2 separate regions of the Homo sapiens genome follow, and region 1 is linked to region 2. A link is a loop called in an ENCODE intact Hi-C map of the cell type or tissue named here. Cell type or tissue: chondrocyte. All regions are shown on one strand. Each heading gives the region's core, and the rest is flanking DNA. Links, peaks and the distances in the headings are about the cores only. Region 1 overlaps SETD5 (SET domain containing 5). Region 2 has its middle 7.8 kb from the start of RAD18.

What was found. Peaks named below come from ENCODE experiments on the same cell type or tissue, not always from the same donor. Only the 100,000 strongest peaks of a DNase experiment are listed, where the experiment ranks them.
Region 1: it touches region 2 in a loop (4-fold over the local background); 8 of 110 quality-filtered maps call a loop at or near these places.

Annotation. Positions count from the first base shown.
Region 1 is chr3:9,421,978-9,424,899 of GRCh38, reverse strand. It overlaps SETD5 (SET domain containing 5), which reads right to left. Exons shown (of 23, transcript NM_001080517.3): 2 at 374-433. Among named protein-coding and RNA genes, the nearest start is that of SETD5, 26 kb to the right of the region's middle. In chondrocyte, for the core only: CTCF peaks have their summits at 1,356 and 1,579; no DNase peak of the experiment used is centred there.
Region 2 is chr3:8,969,804-8,972,725 of GRCh38, reverse strand. No RefSeq gene overlaps it. Among named protein-coding and RNA genes, the nearest start is that of RAD18, 7.8 kb to the right of the region's middle. RefSeq lists a silencer at 1,427-1,721. In chondrocyte, for the core only: a CTCF peak has its summit at 1,561 (motif pointing left); no DNase peak of the experiment used is centred there.

The DNA of each region.
Region 1 (2,922 bases), core at 138-2,637, 450 kb before region 2:
CTTCTTAATTCAAATTCTGTTAATAATCCCAAATTTCTCAAATATTACCCTAAGAATAGTTCCTTCCCTAAGTAACTCTGTAAAATGTAGCTATTAAAATGTTAACCGAGGAACATTTAACAGATCATCTAAATGCAGTATTTTCTTATTATAATTTGTTTGTTTTTTCCTACCAGAATATAAACTCTATGAGAACAGGGATTTTTATCCACTGCTGTAGTTTCAATGGCCAAAACAATAACTGACACGTAGAGAAGTTCCAGAAATATCTGCTAAGTAAATTATAATCACAATTTACTACAACATGATTCCAGCAGTCATTAAAATGCAAAAAATAAAACAGAAATTAAAAGGATTTACTTGGGTCAGTCACCTTTATATAGACTTCTGAATATGAAGTCCCCCCAAATTATCTGCTAGTAGTTCTGAAGACCTAGAAAAAGTTGAGACAAAAATTAGTACAGAAAGAAATAACATTGATGAACACACAGAATGGAATTCTACAGCTATATTATGTTTCTGTATACTGTCTTGTTTATCATCCTACATCTATACTATCTCGTTTACCACCCTACGTCCATCCGGCACTGAATTTTTTGCCCTTTAATTTTTTATTTTTCCATAAAGCCAGAAACGAGATGGTAGAGAAGGAAATTATTTGACTTAAATGGTAAATACTTATGTCACTGGCTAATTTTTCCTCTTCCTTCAAATTAGAATTATCTCATTTTCCAAGGGATCCCTTCTTTTTCTCTCTCCTAAAAGGTGCTTCCCTTCTTCACTGAACACTTCTCAAATTCAGAGTTCTTTCTTTAACCCGATGTCCGACAACTGTCCAGCCAGACAAGGGGCCATCATCACCCATTAAATTACAAGTCCATATTTATTACTCCTTTCTTTCCCTTCATTCCACACCATCTAGTTTCTTGTCCTACTATAAAAAAGAGTGATAAAAAGGAGTCAGTTCTATTTGCGGTCAAATGGAAACATGCTTAAAAAATGGCGCTTAAATTAATTTTCTACCTTCCAAAAAGGAAGGGAAAATGATCAGTATCCTTTAAGTCTCTGGTGTTTTTTCCTAAAAGTCAAATTTAACGCTAGCCAGAGTTATTAACACCTTAAAGATTAACATATCATAAACATGAAAAGAGCTATTCATAGGATTCCAGTTACCAAGCATTAGAACGCATGCATTTCATTTATGTTGATGTTTTATGATTTCTAATTTTAAAAAACTGGAAAATAAACTATTTTTTAGAAACGATTTAAAATAGTACACCCAGAATTAGAGAAATAAAAGTATCAAAGTAACAGTAAAAGGAAGGAAGAAATAAAGTAAATCAAGGAAGAAGCAATAGCAAATAAGAAAGAAAAAAAGGAAAGGAGGAAAACAGCGAAATAGATGTGAGTGTACAGTAGGGGGTAAATGAATGCATCACAGTTTCAATTTATTATTAATTTAACTATTTCCAGAACAATCCATCAGAATCCACAGGAACACTAGTAAGTTCTTGGATTCAGAAACAGACACAGCCTGTATCTTCCAGTAGTACCGAGTACTCTCTTTAGGAGGTGCCATTTACATACAGTTTCTAGGGAAAAGGATGTTAAATAGAACATGCCAGAAATGTTTCTTAATTACCCCATCTTTTTAATTGGTTTCAGAAATGGCCAACAGTCTCTGTATCATCATTCTGACAGTCTCTTCTCTATATGACTTGCTGAAAGCACAAGACCTGTATGATCTCCCTGGTCACTCACAGAGAAGACAAACAAAAAGTGTTTTATGAACAATTCCAACAGATTTCAGAAGAAGAAATTGCATCAGACAGGTGAGGCGGAAGCAGCTGGCAGACAAAAGTCCAATAAACAACCAATCCAACGAAAGAAATTCAGAACAAGTCTGCTTCAGTAATCCTGTGAAGAGGACTGGCAGGAAGAGGAGTGCCGCTTCAGAAAGAGAACAGGCCTCATATGCTTCAGACAGTCTTTGTATTGAGGCTGTGGACCTTGGCCATTCTCCCAGAAATGATGCAATCCTGATGAACAAGATCTGCTGCCAGAGAAACAATTGTTAACAGCCTATGCAGACAGCAACTCAGCCAAGGAGCAATCTCTGATCAACTCTCTCCATAAACCAACAGAACGCCAAAATCTCTCTTCCTCAATTTCAGTGTCTGACAAAACATAAAGTGAACACAGTATATATTAAGATACATAAGAACAAGCCATTTTCTCAAAGGGTCCTTTTTCTTTTAATTCCTTAGGCTGTACAATATCCATTATTAAATTTCAGATAAAATACTGAACATTTTTTACTTTTATAAATACAATTATCCAAGCACATCAATAGTAATAACATAAATATGAAAATTTATACTTATTTTCCTCATTCTCATAAGAAAACCTTTTTGGGAGGCAGTGGCTTCCCTAAGCATAAAAACTGCTCTGAAATCTATCATCCAGCTATAACATTTCAAGTAAACACAAATATACATACACTCTAATTCAGAGACAGAAAGTATATTTCATAGATATTTTTGAAAGTAGATAAAAGTCAATGTTAAATATTGGCATCTATCAGAGAAAAGAGAAAATCTAATCTTGCTTAGGCTGACATATAAGGTATGCTGATAACAACCACTTTTTTGCAGGGCAACAATATTACTTCAGATCTTACTAAAGGATCAGATTATTTTCATCTTATTAGCCACGATTTACTAATTTAGAATCTAACTTAAAAATATCCTCAATTTAATAATCTTCCCTAGAATCCTCATCTCCTAGGCCTGGTTTCTTTTTCAGAAGTTTTGGTATCAGGTTTTTCACACAGTATTATAAAATTATAAAAAGTTATTTTTTTCTCACTAAATAAAAGATCCTGTATAAAGCACTTCTCTAAACTTCAACTAGCCAAAAGTC
Region 2 (2,922 bases), core at 117-2,616:
TCATTGACCAGATCTGGCTACTTGCCCAGTCTTGAGCTAGATTTGGGATTAGCCTTGCCTGACCACATGGTTGAGAGTAGATTAAGGGCTGTTTCCCAAAATGAATAGATGAGTTCTATTATTGGAAGGATGATGCTGGGGCCAGGTGTGGTGGCTCAATCCTGTAATCCCAGCACTTTGGGAGGTAGGGAGGGAGGTTCACTTGAGGGTAGGAGTTTGAGACCAACCTGGGTAACATAGTGAGACTCTGTCACTACAGACACACACACACACACACACACACACACACACACACACACACACACACACACACAATGAGGCAGGCATGGTGGCGTGAGCCTGTAATTCCTGCTACTTGGGAGGCTGAGGTAGGAGGATCTCACTTGAGCCCAGGAGTTTGAGGCTGCAGTGAGCTGTGATCACACCACTGCCCTCTAGTCTGGGCAACAGAGTGCGATCCTGCCTCTTGAAAGAAAGAACAAAGATGCTGAGCAGGCAAAGCCCAGAGAGCTTATCAAGAGCTCCAGTCTCCAGAGGACACTCTTGAGAAACACATTCATAGCATGGACATTCTCGCATCCCTTCCCCAGGTCCACAGGCCCCTGTCGACTGCAGGATCACACCCCTGTCTCCAGGTAAATGCTTTGTCTTTCCACAGCACCCATCCCCAAAAAGGAGTACAGCCACCCTGGTGGATATGAATGAGGACTCCAAGGCTAGGCTGCCTGGGTTTAAATCCCAGCTTCCCTCCTTTCTCACTGAAAGACCTCGGGAAAGTGAACACTTCAGTTCTCATTTCTAAAGTAGGGACAGTAACAGCCCTGCCTTGTAGGCTTGCTGTTGGGACAGCATCTGACACAGAGAAACCCCCAATAAATGTAGCTGCTATAGTTGTGATCTTGCCTTTTGGAGAGTCTTGATTCCAGTGCCCCAGTCCCAAAGCTGCATTCACCATTTTCTCCATATAGACAGGTAAATATGTTCATCTTGAGCACTTACTATGTGCTAGGCACTGTTTTAAGCAATTTTTCATAGACAGTCTCATTCTCTTGCAACAGACAGCTATAAGATATAAACTATTATTAGTCCTGTGAGGTTCAGAGAGGTAAAGTAATTTTCCCAAGATCACAGTAGTAAGTGGTAAACCCCAATGCATGCAGATCAACTCACACAACATGAGTGGCCAGCTACCTCCATTCCCCACATTAATTTCTTTGTTTCCAACATGTCTGGCCAAGGTCTCCATTTCCAGTGATGCCAAACACAGAGATACCTGTGTTTCTGGTAGACCCAGCAGGACAGAGGTTCCTGGTCACCATCCCTTCCTTGGCCTCCAGATACAGACATAATATATGTGGCTGCAGGATCCCAGATCGGGTGAATTCGACATTTTGTCCCCTATAGGCCCAGCACAGGCCCCTGCACATAGTGCTTACTAAATGATGGGTTAGAAGAAAAGATGAGAAGTAAATAAATTACGCATGAGTGGGATGATCGCCTATCTGCATTTCCCTCTCAAAGCGCGAGCCCACATCCAGCCTGATACTCTGCTGCCCTCATGTGGTCATTTGTAAGATGGCAGGCAGGGTAAGCAGCCTCTAATTTTTGTTATCAAAATTTTCAGATTTACAGAATGCAGAGAATAGCACAGTTAACCCATTATGTCTATCATCTAGTTTTAAAAATTATTCACATTTTTATGAGTTTGCTTTACCTCTGTTTTTGAATTTCAAAAAAATCGCTAACACCATGACATTTTACCCTGAAACATATCAGTATATGTCTCTAAAAATGACATTTTCCTGCATAATGATGACAATCTCATGATCACACTGAATAAAACTAATGACAATTTCTCAATAACATGTTACCTAATCCATATTCCATTTTCCTTGATTGTTCCAAAAATGTCATTTAAAAGTTGCTTTGTTCAAATCAGCATCCCGTCTAATGAGTATTGTCTCTTAATTTTTCTAGAGTATGCCCCGTCATGACTGGCTGAGCTTGTTTTCTGGTGAAATGCCCCACAACCAGCATTTGCCTGACTGCTTCCTTGAGTTGTCAGTTCACTGGTTGCTGTCCTCCCCTGTATGTTTTTTTATTTTATTCTATTTATTTTTTTGAGATAGGGTGTCATTCCATCGCCCAGGCTGGAGTGCAGTGGTGCAATCACGGCTCAATGCAACCTTGCCTTTCTGGACTTAGATGATTTTCCCACCTCAGCCTCCTGAGTAGCCAGGACTACAGGTGTGCACCACCATCCCTGATTAATTTTTTGTATTTTTTTTTTTTCTTTTGGTAGAGACTGGGGTGGGGGCTGAATCTCACTACGTTGCCCAGGCTGGTCTCAAACTCCTGGGATCATACTTGGCCTTCCAAAGTGCTGAGATTACAGGCGTGAGCCACCCTGCCTGATCCTACTCTGTATGTCTTTTAAATGGCAAGTTGGATCTACACCTTTGATTAGATTCAGTTTCACCATTTTTGGAGAGTACACTTCCTAGGTGACGTGCACTTCATATTACATCACATCAGGAGGTACCCACTGCTTGGTGCCCACTTTTAGGATCAAAAAACTTGATGAATAAGTTCAGGTGGGTTCATCCTCATCTTTCTCTGTGAGTAACAAGTGAACTTGTTGGCCTGATAATTTGGGGACCTGATACATATCCAGTTCCCCAAGAACCACTCTCAGAACTGTTTTATCACCCATTGGTGATCATTGCTTGAAACAATAATATTTCATTAGAATCTGCAAAATGGTGAGTTTCTAATTTTATCATTTCCTCTATATGTTTTAGCTACTAATTGAATACTTATCCACAAGAGCTAGTATTTCTCTAAACATAGCTTATTCTGAAAAGGAGGAATAAATGCTTAATTCTTTTCTATTATTCATCAACTTTCAGAGTAAGAAGCTGA